2 separate regions of the Homo sapiens genome follow, and region 2 is linked to region 1. Evidence: chromatin contacts called from ENCODE Hi-C data. All regions are on one chromosome and are shown on one strand. The core of a region is the stretch at or near the end of the contact, and the rest is flanking DNA. Distances in the headings are between cores, read along the strand shown.

What was found. Hi-C counts contacts between places; a loop is a spot of excess contacts on that map. Pooled maps may share reads with other maps.
Region 2: a map of ascending aorta shows a loop between it and region 1 (7-fold over the local background). The contact joins the promoter of LINC02697 here to the enhancer-like site in region 1. A Hi-C loop is called at or near these places in 2 of 168 maps with a recorded cell type or tissue (aorta and ascending aorta) and 5 of 50 pooled maps.

What each region holds. Positions count from the first base shown.
Region 1 is chr11:134,914,059-134,916,758 of GRCh38, reverse strand. No RefSeq gene overlaps it. Among named protein-coding and RNA genes, the nearest start is that of LINC02697, 36 kb to the left of the region's middle. Within about 2 kb of position 1,323, at least 2 of the 41 ENCODE cell types and tissues checked have a DNase peak (open chromatin) inside an H3K27ac peak, as active enhancers do; they include ascending aorta, where a contact is called at or near this core.
Region 2 is chr11:134,949,720-134,952,419 of GRCh38, reverse strand. It overlaps LINC02697 (long intergenic non-protein coding RNA 2697), which reads right to left and starts at 1,431. Exons shown (of 2, transcript NR_187396.1): 1 at 1,123-1,431. RefSeq lists an enhancer at 2,361-2,700.

The DNA of each region.
Region 1 (2,700 bases), core at 74-2,573:
AAGTCTATTTGGAGACACTCCTTCCAATTTTCTTTAGGCCTCGACTTCCTCAAGAAAGGGAGCGGGCTTCCCTGTTGCAGTATCCTGATCTCTTACTAGCATGTGCCGAAGCTGTGTTCCACTGGCAGCAGGTGCGTGGGGCGGGGTGGCTGTGCCCTGGTGCGTGTCCATCCCTCTTCCCTTAGTGTGCCATATTAAAAGCCAGCACCACGGTGGAGCACACACAGACTTTAAGGTCTGTTTGCTCTTCATTCTGAACAGGAGAAAGTGACTTCACTTCCTCCTGACACCCACAGTGGCATCCATTCCAAATACTAGTGCAGACTTGCTTTTCATTTACTCAACCAGTCCATCATTTAAACAGCAAGTGTTCCCCAAGTCCCGACCCTGTGGAGGCTCTGTGCTGAGCATATAAAGATGAACAAGACAGCCCCTGCCCTTCACAGGCTCACAGGGAGGCAGAAGGGTAAACAATACAAGGACTTAACTGATGTACCAGCAGAAGAAACCAGGAGCAGAAACCTCAGAGAAAAGAGTGCACAGCCCCTCAGGAGGAGGGCAGGGTGGGGAGGAGGTTTCATGGCCCAGGAGGGAGACTAAACCCAGCTGGGAAGGTTGAGTGGTGGGACGAGAGCTTGCCAAAGGCAGAACGTGAAAAAAGAAAGGACGCTGATGCTGGAGAAAAGCATTTTTTCCTTCTGCAAACATTTCCTGAGCATTCACTAAGGATCTTAAGCTTTGCGGGGCACTGGGTTGGAGTCTCGGCAAGACACAGCCTGAATTTAGGAGGCCCTAGCCCCTGGGGAGAAGGACCCTGAACCATCCCTGTGGCTATGAGGAGTGTTAGGGAGAAGGAAATACAAAGTGCAGAGAATGAGAGGCCAGGCTAGAGGTGCCATCTGGGAGGAGAAGCTGGTCAGATGGATTAGAGAACAAAGGAATTCAGAGAGCACAAAGTGAAGGCACGGAAGAGAGCAGTGTGGCATGTGGAGAAGGGCAGCAGTTCAGCCTGACAAACGGGGAGCGAGGTGGGAGGGTGGGCGAGGCCAGAATTGGGGGGTTTCTTATGAAGGGCACCAGAAAGTAAGAGAAGGTGCTTCAGGAAGGACAGAACCTGCCCTGATTCACACTCTCACTTAAAACAACAGCTCATGGCTATTGAGCTTTCACTCTGTGCCAGGTTTAAGGCCACATGCTTTCTGTCTGCAGTGTAGACAGTATGCTGGGCCAGGCCAGAGTCAGATACACAAGAGGCTGCTCCTGGAGGGAAGGGGCTCTGTGCCATGAGCCAGCAGGGAAGTGGCTGGCAGCGGAGCTCACCTCCAGCTGTGAGTCACTGGCCCCGTTTTCCACAGTGTAATTTATCATCCTTCCCCTTACAAGCCCAGAAAACTTTATTCCCATGCGAGGTCTTTATCTTGCTTTAACGCCATGGATGAAAACCAAGGGCGTCACAGGGGCTGGGTTGGCTTTCATCATCGTCCTTTATAGATGTCTGGCCCACTCTCTCTCAGCCGTGGCTTGGGCCGGTTAGGAGCACCCCTGAGCCTTAGTTTCTTTCTCTATAAAACAGGAAGAATGATACTGGTTTAGAGCATTGTTTTTCACATTAAATAAAATCTCAGTGATGTCCTGGCCCATGGTTTGGCACGTGGCACAAACGTAAGCACAGTTTTCCCTTCGTCTTTTCCACAGGATTATGAAAGAGAGGCTGCTCTGGACATCCTCTTCTTCCTTGCTGTGCCCAGTATGGTCCTTGGCCTGCAGAAGACTAACCCATGTTTGGTTCACTACACTCAGAGGTGGGGACTTGACCCCAGCAGAAGAGAGGCCCAGCCATCCAGACTAGAAAAGATCAGTCCTGACCTTCCAGCACCAGCCAGAGGACACAATGGTCACTGCCGCAGACCAGATTGGAGCTGAAATAGGCAAAAGCATCCTGCAGTGGGGTGGGGCTGTCAGGCTAGCATGGTCAGGGTGCACCTGCTTAGATAAAGGACAACAGCCGATACTTGCTCGGCACCCACGACTGCCTGGCAGGGCACGCAAGGCCCTCACCTGACTCACCCAGAGCCCTTCCTTTACAGCAGCAAGCACACACGCTGTGACACTCACTGATCGTGCCCTCCTGGTCTTTTAATATTGATGCAGTCATATATGACACTGTCTCCACGCAGAGTGCCCTTCTCTCTTGACTGCCTTGCAAGCCATCATTTGCTCCCATCTCAGCTCCAAGGTGACTTTCTCCAGGATGCCCTCTCTCCTCCACTGTCCTCCTCCTTCATGCCCTCACCAGTTCCTCAACATTCTTCTCCTGACACCAACCACCCTGACCGCCTCATGCGGCACCCCAAGTACCCTAGGGAGGGATCCAGGATCACGAGGACAGCTCATTCGCTTGCCCTCCGGCCACCCAGGACAGGGAATGTCCGAGGATGTGCTTGGGGCATTGCTTTGGGAGGAGACGCAGGCCTGTTGCAGGGTGTGCAGGCTTCATGCTCTTGTTTGTGCTGGCTACGACTATTTGCTGTCATTGTCATCATCATCATCATTGTCATCGTTGTCATCTCCATTTCAAAGATTAGACACAAGGCTCAGGGAGAATAAATGACAGGATTAAAACCACACTGCCGTCAAACGTTAGAACATTTATTCAAATCTAAGCCCCTAAGTTTCTAGTCTAAAGCTATCTAGAAATTT
Region 2 (2,700 bases), core at 182-2,681, 36 kb before region 1:
CCTGAAGGTTCCTCAGAAAATGACAACCAGAGCTTCGATATGATCCAGCAGGTCCCACTTCTGGGGACAAACCCACAGGAAAGGAGGTCAGTGGGTAGAAGAGCTGCCTGCCCTCCCATGTCCACTGCAGCACTGCTCACCGTAGCCAAGACAGGGAAACAACCCAAGTGTCCCTCAGCAGAGGCCATTTGTTTTTAAAGCTAACAGGCCACACCTGGCCATAGCATTGTTTTACTTTAAAAAAAAAAAAACCACGTTCTAGGGGGGTGAAATCTGGGTGTACTCCCATCTCACATTAGCATATAGTACTCCACTGCAGAGCATGTGAACGCGGCAGCTCAGGGCAACCCACAATTATTCTATGAAAATGGCTGGCTGAATAACTATACATTTAAGCAAGTCTCAACCCCACTGTGTCTCAACCCCTACTGCCTGTGCTATCGTTAGGAGGAACTGTCCCAAGTCACTCTACCCCGTTTTGCCCAGAACCCTTCTGGTGACAGGCAGCCTCAGTGCCTTCTTCCTCCTTGCTTTCTTCCCTTATAGAGTTCAAATCTCACGTCTGTAGGTTTGTTCAGAACTAACCAGCAAAACTGCACCCAGCTGTGTTCCTAACATCTTCCACGTGCAGCTCTGCGTATCACAAGGAAAGAGATTCCTGAATGTACAACCGAGCCACACCAAGTACAAATCTGCGCACCCTAAAATCTGCCCACTCCCTGTAGTAGCTGCTCCTGCAGCTCTCGCTGTGGGCTCGCATGGCCCCTTCAGCTGTCTAAACAGAAACATTGGCATCCCCAGCTCCACTCCTTTAGCTCCTGCGCAGTGAGAAAGAAAGAGCGAGTCAAACATGAAATCCACTAATATATTAATTCAGCTCAGCAAGCAAAACCCATGAGCACCCAGCTCAGCAGAGCCTGCCAGGCATGACTAATCAGACCCTGGCTGAAGCAACGCTCTCTTCCTCGGTCCTCTCTGGAAGTGTGCTGGTTATGCAGCTTCTTCCTCTGAGCTCAGGAGACTCTGAAAAATGCAGTTTAAAAGGATGTAAATTAGGAAAATGTAAATACCCCTGGCTCCCTCACACAGGACTAGGTTTTGTGGTGGGGGAAGTTGCTTTACCTCATCGAGTCTTGGTTTTCTCATCAGTGATGACTTGCAGAGTTTTGTATGAAGTCCCAGGGCCCTGGCCCCACTACAAGGAGCTTGAATTTAGCAGGTCTGCAGTGGGCCTGGGCAGCTGTATGTTTAAAAGTTGCACAGTGACTGCGATGCTACCCAGCTGAATGGCATCAGCTTAGCTCATGGCTTCTCAGAAGCGATGTGCAGACTCCGATTCAATATCTTCAATGTAGGCTCTGAGGTTCTACATTTCTAACAGCTCCTGGAAGGGCCAGTGCTGCTGGCATGTGGACAACTCTTTGAGTACACAGGTTCCAGGTCTGTGGCTCCCGGTCTCGGCTGCACTTCAGATTGGGCCAGCCCCTCCTGACTGGATAAGATCTTATGGGACTGTTGGTGAGGAATCCCTACCCTAGCCAAGCTGTAGGAGTGTGACTTAAGCTGGCTGATTATCTGGATCCTCTGTGAAAGTTGATCCTAGTGCTCAGTGACTCAAAGACTGTGGAAAGTCAGAGCTCATGAATCCAGATTACAATGACATGCGAGACTGTTCCTGGTGCCCGAGATTCAGTTCCCAGAGCTACTATGGCTTATTAGGTACAGGTACAATTTTCCTTTTGTAAGATGCTCCATATTATTCCAAATATGGCCTTTTTTATTTGTAGAAAAAATATCTTTTTGTCACTGACAATTAAAGAAACATAACTGATATTTCTGTAAGATGTAACATCCCATAATTCTGCTCTCCCTGCATCAACCTGCATGTTCGTGTTATCTTCCTTATGGGGAAGAGGGGATAGCCACCACCTGCCTGGCCCCACACCTCCACCCTCACCTGAAACCCCAGGCCTGGAGAACACACTTGTCACCTCCCCTGCCTTGTGTTTGAGTTTCTCCCTCCGTAAAGAAGCGCTCTAAGGCTGGATGTTGATAAAATGACTCCACTGATGGAGGAAAACTCCTGCCCAGCTGACTCTCACTTCTGGGAAGGACTGGTCATGGTCAAATTGTGAAGGAGCCAAGGCTTAAAGAAGGCATTTCTTTATTCTTTTCTTTCAGTTATTTGTTCAGTTTTCATCTCCAGCCTCCTGGAGCATTTGCCTGATAGGAACCTATTGATGAAACGTGTCCCAAAACCCTTCACCAAAGAACAATTTATCCGTCTAGATCTTCAGTCCCGTCTGCTTTCTAATATGACCAATAGACAATGAAGTGTGTAGTCAGTATTGGCTATTGACACCAACAGCCAATAACAGCTTAATTACTCACTGTTCTGAGGCTGCGTGCTCTGATCCAGAGAAGGATTCCAGCAGTGGGTTTTAGGCACGTTTCCCAGTATCAGTCAGTATCTGGGAGAAACTTAGGACTCTTATTTCTCTCCCCCTTGCTTCCACGTGTCCCATATAGACACTTTATTACTAATCGAGGGTGAGTTGGGTGGCAAGTAATAACACTGCACATCCCACATGCTTTTCTTACAATGTAAGCTTAACGTACCAGCCGTGGAATGATGATGTCTGTCCCCTCTCATTCAGTCTGGCTGGATCTTTGCGACTGCCCTGATTAATGGAGTACAAT